Linked DNA regions of Homo sapiens: region 1 is linked to region 2. Evidence: read pairs that join two places in POLR2A ChIA-PET (ENCODE). Cell type or tissue: MCF 10A. All regions are shown on one strand. Each heading gives the region's core, and the rest is flanking DNA. Links, peaks and the distances in the headings are about the cores only.

Region 1 (4,408 bases), core at 333-4,332, 96 kb before region 2:
ACATGTTAGATCCTCTTTGTGCTGGCAGTTTCTTTTTCAATTTTTATTTATTTTCTTTTTTTTTTCTTTTTCTTTTTTTTTTTTTTTTTACTTGAGACGGGGTCTTGCTCTGTAGCCAGGCTGGAGTGCAGTGGCGCGATCTCGGCTCACTGCAACCTCTGCCTCCCAGGTTCAAGCGATTCTCCTGCCTCAGCCTCCTGAATAGCTGGGACTACAGGCGCCCGCCACCACGCCCGGCTAATTTTTGTATTTTTAGTAGAGACGGGGTTTCACCATGTTGGCCAGGATGGTCTCGATCTCTTGACCTCGTGATCGCGCGCCTCGGCCTCCCAAAGTGCTGGAATTACAGGCATGAGCCACTGCGCCCAGCCCAGTTTCTTTTTTTAAACTTTTACTTTAAGTTCAGGGGTACGTGTGTAGGTTTCCTTTGTAGGTACACTCAAGTCACAGTGGTTGCACAGATTATTTCTTCACCCAGGTATTAAGCCTAGTACCCCTTAGTAATTTTTCCTGCTCCTCTCCCTCTTCACAACCTCTACCCTCAGGTCAGCCCCAATGTCTGTTGTTGCCCTCTATGTGTCCATGTGTTCTCATCATTTGGCTCCCAGTTAAAAGTGACAACAAGTGGTATTTGGCTATTTGGTTTTCTGTTCCTGTGTTAGTTTGTTAGGGATAATGGCCTCTACCTCCATCCATCTTCCTGCAAAGGGCACGATGTTGCTTTTTTTTTATGGCTGCATTCTACTGGAAGTCTTGCTTTAAAAATACTCTATTGAATACATTTGCACATGCATATACACACACACACATATCCTCGAAATCCCAAATAATTGTTTCTATCAATTTTGTATCCATTGTTTAACAAAAAAATTTATATCTTTCCTTGATCAAGTTTTAAGTCTTAGATAACTACATGATAATGGTTTTAGATCAAGATGGCTTAAGGATTTACATAAATCCATAATCATTTATTCTCCCATTATTTAATAAAATCTTATTTTTTGAATTGATTTCTTTTTCCTCAGTTACCCTTTTTTTTGTGACTGTATGTTCAGTCTCTAGTTTTAAGAATGTATTCTATGAATTCTATTATCAATGAAATCGCTAAGATGCCATGGATGATTGACTCAGAGCATCACTGCTATCAGACAACATGACTCTAATTACATTCCTTATTGAGAGTTCATTCAAAAGACTGCACCATGTCTTTTATCATACAGAACCTTGCAATATTTACAGATATTTTGGTGGATAAAGGAGAGGAAGTTTAATTCAGAAAGATCGTTAAATAGATAAATACCCCCACTTCTCTGCTTGTGTTTCTAAGGTTTTTTAATTATTTATATTAAAACTAGAATGTGCATTGCAGCTTCCATGGTTTCTTGGATATTTACATGTGGCTATAGCATTCTTTCTGCCCCAAAAGAACTCTTTCTCGGCCTCCATTTATTGATAGACATTTAGGAAAATGATAACTGGGCAACTCATAATCCTTTATAGAACTAGGTAACCAGCACAATAAGCTCGAATAGTCTTAGATGTTTGAAGCTTCTTGTGCTTGGAGAAAAAATGATCAAATGGAGGATCTATTATGGCAGACAGGAGGCAGGACTAGATTGCAGCTCCGGACAGAGCGGTGTGCAGAGGCTCCCGTTGTGAATTTTAGCTCCCGATCGACTGCAGGAACAAACCGGCAATCCTGGGAGGACCCACAGACCCTTTGAGGGAAGTGGGCTGCTCCTGCAGGACCCAGGGGACACCCCAAATACTGTGAATGCCCCAACTGTGGAAGTGAGAAAGAGAGAGACCCTCCTCTCCCGAGAAACACACACCCCCACTGGAGAAACTGAAGGGCTGTTTGTGGGAGAAATTTCCAACCTTACCTGGAGCTGAGTCAATGTAGAGAAGCAAGCAAAATATACGGGTAGAGGAAGCAGCAGAAAGGTCCTGGGAGCTCGCTGGGTCCTTAAGCAGGTCATTCCTGCCTGGCACCACAGGGATCCATCAGGAGGGTGGCCAGAGGAGCAGAAGGTAAAACTCCACAGGAAGAAGGAACCCTCTAGCTGAACTTTGTAACAATTTGCAGGGGCGAGAAGCCTCCAGGCCAGAACTCAGGGGAAGATGCAAATCCGGTGTGCAGACTCCTCAGTGGGGGAACAACCACGCCCTTTTCTTGCCCAGCTGGGAGGCGGATAGCCTGGGGCAAATTTTCAAACCCCTCTCGCCCACCACCTGGAAACAGACTCAGGGCTGTTGTGGGGGGCACGGTAGGAGTGAGACCGGGCCCTTCAGTTTGTGTGAGTGCTGAGTGAGTCCTGTAACTGCTGGCTTTCTTCCACTTCCCTGACAACCAGCATGAGTCAGCAGAGGCACCCATAATCAGTAGGTATACAACTTTAGTGACCTGAGAGTCTCATCCCTATTCCCCACAGCAGCCGCAGCAAGACCAGCCCAAGGAGAACCTGAGCTCAGACATGCGTAACCCTGCCCCAATCTGATGGTCCTTCTCTACCCTCCCTGGTAGTGGAAGACAAAGGGCATATAATCTTGGGAGTTCTAGGGCTCTGCCCATGGCTCATCCCTCTCCATACTACTACAGCTGAGGGTCTCTGGAAAGTGCCACCTCCTGGCAGGAGGCCAATAAGCACAAAAATAGAGCATTAAACCACCAAAGCTAAGAGCCCTCACGCAGTCCATTGCCACCCCGCCACCCCCCGCCCCCACAACCATCTCCACCAGAACAAGTGCTGGTATCCACAGCTGAGAGACCCATAGATGGTTCACATCACAGGACTCTGTGCAGACAATCCCCAGCACCAGCCCACAGCCGGGTAGACTCGCTGGGTGGCTAGACCCAGAAGAGAGACAACAATCACTGCAGTTCAGCTCACAGGCAGCCACATCCCTAGGAAAAGGGGGAGAATACTACATCAAGGGAACACCCCATGGGACAAAAGTATCTGAACAACAGCCTTCAGCCCTAGACCTTCCCTCTGACAGGGCCTACCCAAATGAGAAGGAACCAGAAAAACAACCCTGGTAATATGACAAAACAAGACTCTTTAACACCCCCCAAAAAAATCACACTAGTTCACCAGCAATGGAGCCAAACCAAGAAGAAATCCTTGATTTACCTGAGAAAGAATTCAGGAGGTTAGTTATTAAGCTAATCAGAGAGGCACCAGAGAAAGGCAAAGCCCAATGCAAGGAATCCAAAAAACGATGCAAGAAGTGAAGGTAGAAATATTCAAGGAAATAGATAGCTTAAAGAAAAAAAAATAAAAAATTCAGGAAACTTTTGACACACTTTTAGAAATGCAAAATGCTCTGAAAAGTCTCAGTAATAGAATTGAACAAGTAGAAGAAAGAAATTCTACACACCAACACCGACCAAGCAGAGAATCAAATCAAGAACTCAACCCCTGCCAGGCGTGGTGGCTCACGCCTGTAATCCCAGCACTTTGGGAGGCCCAGGCAGGCAGATCATGAGGTCAGGAGATAGAGACCATCCTGGCTAACACGGTGAAACCCCATTTCTACTAAAAATACAAAACATGAGCCAGGTGTGGTGGCGGGTGCCTGTAGTCCCAGCTACTCGGGAGGCCGAGGCAGGAGAATGGCGTGAACCTGGGAGGCGGAGCTTGCAGTGAGCCGAGATCGCTCCACTGTACTCCAGACTGGGCTACAGAGGGAGACTCCATCTCAAAAAAAAAAAAAAAAAAAAAGAACTCAACCCCTTTTACAATAGCTGCCAAAAAAACAAAAAACAAAAAACAAAAAACAACTTAGGAGTATACCTAACCAAGGAGTTGAAAGACCTCTACAAGGAAAACTACCAAACACTGCTGAAAGAAATCATAGACAACACAAACAAATGGAAACACATCCTATGCTCATGAATGGGTAGAATCAATATTGTGAAAATGACCATACTGCCAAAAGCAATCTACAAATTCAATGCAATCCCTATCAAAATACCACCATCATTCTTCAGAATATTAGAAAAAACAATTCTAAAATTTATATGGAACCAAAAAGAGCCTACATAGCCAAAGAAAGACAAAGCAAAAGAACAAATCTGGAAGCATCACACTACCTGATTTCAAACTATACTATAAGGTCATAGTCACCAAAACAGGGTGATACTGGTATAAAAATAGGCACATAGACCAATGAAACAGAATAGAGAATGCAGAAATAAACCCAAATACTTACAGCCAACTGATCTTCAACAAGCAAACAAAAACATAAAGTGGGGAAAGGACACCCTTTTCGACAAATGGTGATGGAATAATTGGCTAACCATATGTAGGAGAATGAAACTGGATCCTCATCTCTCACCTTATACAAAACTCAACTCAAGATGGATGAAGGACTTAAGGCCTGAAATTATAAAAATTCTAGAAGA
Region 2 (4,408 bases), core at 225-4,224:
CACATATAGACTGAAAATGAAGGGATGTGAAAAGATGTTACATGCAAATGGAAACCAAATGTTAATAGCTATACTTATATCAGATAAAACAGACTTTAAGTTGAAAACTGTGAAAATAAGCAAATAAAGTAATTATATAATGATAAATCAATTTAGCAAAAGGATATAACAATTCTAATTATATATGTATTCAACACAAGAGCACCCAGGCATATAATGCAAAGATGTTTAGATCTAAAGGGAGAGATAGACCTCAATGTAATAATAGTTGGAGACTCTAACATCCCACTCTCAGCATTGGATAGATCATCTTTACAGAAAATCAACCAACAAATATTGAACTTAAACTGTACTTTAGAGCAAATGAACCTAGCATACATTTACAGAACATTTTAATCCAACAGCTTCAGAATATACATTCTTCTCATTGGCACATGGAACATACTCCAGGATAGACCATGTATTAGGCAACATAATAAGTCTCAAAAAATTTTTAAAAATCAAAATTATATCAGTTTTTAAAAATCAAAATTACATATTTTCAAGCCATGGTGAAATGAAATTAATAAAAAGAACCAATGTCATTCTTTACAGAAATAGAAAATAAATGCTAAAATTTGTATGAAACCACAAAGAAGTCTAAATAGTCAATGCTATCTTGAGCAAAAATAACAAAGCAGGAAGCATCACTTCAAAATATACTACAAAGACATAGTAACCAAGGCAACATGACATTGATATGAAAACAGACACGTAGGCCAATGGAACAGAATCAAGAGCCCAGAAAAATATTCACGTATTTACAACCAACTGATTTTCAACAAAGGTGCCAAGAACAGACATTGGTGAAAGAACACTCTCTTCGATAAATGGTGGTAGGAAAACTATCTATTTATATGTGAAGAATGAAATAGACTCCTATCCCTTACATATCACCTTACCTGTTAAATTTTTAAAGTTTTTGCACAGCAGAGGAAACAATGAACACAGTAAACAGACAATTTACAAAAAGGAAGAGAACATTTTCGAACTGTTCACCTGACAGGACTAATTTGCAGAATATACAAGGAACTCAAACAATTCAACAGCAAAACAAAAACAAATAATCTCATTAAATACTGGACAAAGGATCCGAATAGACATTTCTCAAAAGGAGGCATATAAATGGCAAACAGGTATATGAAAAAATGCTGAGCATCACTAATCATCAGAGAAATGCAAATCAAAATCACAATGAGATATCTCATCCCAATTAAAATGGCTATTGTTAAAAAGACAAAACATAACGAATGCTAGCAAAGATTCAGAGAAAGGGAAACTCTCGTACACTGTTGGTAGGAATGTACATTAGTATAGTCAGTATAAAAAACAGTATGGAAGTTGCTTTAAAAAAACAACTAAAAATAGAGCTATTAATACTATATGATCCACAATCCCACTGCTGGGTATTTATCCAACAGTAAGGAAATCAGAATATCAAAGGGATACCTTCACCATCATTTTTATTGCAGCACTATTCACAATAGCCAAGATTCAGAATAAACCTAAGTGTTCATCAATGGATGAATGTATAAATGTGGTCCATAAAAATATAATGGAATACTATTCAACCATAAAAAAGAATGAAATTTTGTCATTTATAGCAACATGGATGGAGCTGCTGATCATCATGTTAAGTGAAATAAGCCAGGCACAGAAAGACAACTATTCCACGTTCTCACCCTTCTGTGAGAGCTAAAAAAAAAAGCTGATGTATTGGAGGTAGAGAGTAGAATGATAATTACCAGAGGCTGGAAAGTGAAGTGGGATGAAAAGAGTTTGATTAATGGGTACAAATGTACAGTTAGATGGAAGAAATAAGTTCTAGTGTTTGATAGAATAGGGTGTCTATAGTTAGCAATAATATATTGTATATTTGAAAATAGCTAGAAGAGAAGATCTGAAATTTTCCCAGCACACACAAAGATAAATGTTTGAGGTGATGGATATCCTAATTACCCTGATTTGATGATTACACATTGTATGCATGTATCAAAATATCACATGTACCCCATAAATATGTACAATTATTATGTATCAATAAAAATATAAAATTAGAATATTTTAAATATAAACACACTTCAGTTTTGACATAGATTAAAACTGAAATATAGTATAGGAAATATTAGCTGATATCCTTCATCACATCAATTTCTCTATTTGTATACAAAGTTTAAGACTGATGAAGTGTCTACTTTAATATGAGGCAGTAATAGAGAGGCTGTGTGGTGTCCACCAAAGAGTACAGGCTATAGAGTTATAATAACCAGGTTCCAGTCACTTATCTCACTCATGTGGCCTTGGCCTGTAGCCTTAGTGCATTATTAATCTAAGCTTTTCTCCTTAGATAACTGAGGTTAATGACAAAATCTGTCATTGTCTCTCTCAGTGTTATTGTTAAGGTCAAGTAAGATATTTCATAAAAATAAAATTATTTGTGTTGTTACTGTCATCATCATCATCATCATAATGCAACTGAGAAGTTAAGTAATAATTATTTATTGTATTCAGAAACAAAATATGTTGACTTTTTCAATGGATATGAAGTTACTAGTGACAATAATCAATCTTGTTGACCAGATTGGGTAGTTCCTGAATTTAAAATTGTTCCAGAGACAATGCAGAATTTAAAAATCTGAGTGCTCAGCAAGACACTCTTGGTTTTACATACCTATTTATTTTACTTTACCAAACTTCTACCATCTCACTTCTTCCTGTCTTTTTTTGCCTAACTTTTAAGTTCATGAATTTGTAGTTCAGAATGTTGCATTTATTCCTGACAACTTTAGAAGAGGCTCAAGGATGAAGAGCACAATTCTTATTGCATGCCCACCTTTTCATGTGGCACTTGCAACATTTCTAAATCCCAAGTCAGAGATAAAGTAGAGATCAGTTCAGGTAGCACAGATCTGTCAGTTGCTCAAAAGCAGGTGCAATAACTCAAGCTTTAGTTATGGGGAGGCTTGGAGATTTTAAATTATTTGGCAATAGATTTGAAATAAACCAGTCTGCTTTTCACAGTATGCCATTTTTAAGGGAGTAGATTTCAGAAATGCCATATTTATTCTAAGTAAAATTCTAAATTAATCCCATAAGAATAAAATGCTTTATTCTTAATTACAGATTATTTTTACCTTAATTGCTATTATGGTTCAATCTTCAAAAGGAAATAGTATATGACCATATTTTATTTTAACCTTGGCATGTGGTATAGTTTGGATATTTGTCCTCTCCAAATCTCATATTGAAATTTGATCCCCAATGTTGGAGGTGGAGCCTGGTGGGAGGTATTTGAGTCATGGGAGTGGCTCCTTAAGAATGCCTTGGTACTGTCCTCTGGGTAATGACTGAGTTCTTGCTCTATTAGTTCATGTAAAAGCTGGTTATTTTAAAAAGCATGGCACTTTCTGCTCTCTCTTCCTTCCTTTATTGCCATGTGCTATCTGCTCAATTTCCCCTTCTGCCATGATTGGAAGCTTCCTGAAGCCCTCACCAGAAGCAAATGCTGGTGCATGTGTCTTGTACAGCCTGCAGAACTGTGAGCCAAATAAAACTATTTTCTTCATAAATTACCCAGCCTCAGATAGTTCCTTTATAGCAATGCAAAATGGACTAAAACAGCATCTGATGTAATTTGTGACTCTTGAAATCTTTTGGGTAAATGCTCCTTAGAAGACATGCGTAGCATTTTAAAAAAACATCATTGCCCTAAAGAAACAGTAGATTCCCCAACAGCTTCCAAATTGAGCATGTAATTTGGGCGTGGGAGTTTTCTCCCCCCTAAAATAATAAGAACAGAATCAGTCACAGTATTATTTTGTGATGAAAAATTTTATGAATAGTTTAGCATACATCTTCAGGATCTAAGACCTAAAAAGATCAATCTTGCCCAAGGCCTGAAAATGTATGCAAAACTGTCTTTGTTTCATAAATAATTATGCTGGTATATCATTTCCATTGTGTTTTATTTTGTCTGTTGCCTATAGATTTTTAAACCATAAATGATATAAAATCATATTCCTAGAAATCTTCCTGTCTCTCACTAATGCCTCACAACATTCCCATATTTCCCTGAATGCTGTATTGCCTTGGTACTGTTTTTGAGTGATTTGATAATAACAGAGTGTTATTCCTGATTGTAATTCATTTTGCTTGCATATCAATCTTGTTGGGTTTGAATGTATACAAAGAATACTAATCACTGCACTGTATGTCTTTAATCTCTATCATAAAGAATCTTTGTTTGCATATGCAGGATTTTCAATAATATTTGCATAAAGAGTAAGTCAGACACTTTGATTACTAGTAATCTTTTCATGATGTGTAAGATTTTACACTTGAGGATAAGTTTTTTTTTTCCTTCAATTAT

What was found. Peaks named below come from ENCODE experiments on the same cell type or tissue, not always from the same donor. Only the 100,000 strongest peaks of a DNase experiment are listed, where the experiment ranks them.
Region 1: POLR2A ChIA-PET joins it to region 2 with 5 read pairs; 2 of 35 experiments call an interaction of 5 or more read pairs at or near these places.

Annotation. Positions count from the first base shown.
Region 1 is chr6:23,226,528-23,230,935 of GRCh38, reverse strand. No RefSeq gene overlaps it. Among named protein-coding and RNA genes, the nearest start is that of LINC03005, 510 kb to the right of the region's middle. In MCF 10A, for the core only: no CTCF peak of the experiment used is centred there; a DNase peak (open chromatin) is centred at 2,355.
Region 2 is chr6:23,130,815-23,135,222 of GRCh38, reverse strand. The region is part of intron 2 of LOC105374974 (a long non-coding RNA gene); the gene reads left to right. Among named protein-coding and RNA genes, the nearest start is that of LINC03005, 420 kb to the right of the region's middle. In MCF 10A, for the core only: no CTCF peak of the experiment used is centred there; no DNase peak of the experiment used is centred there.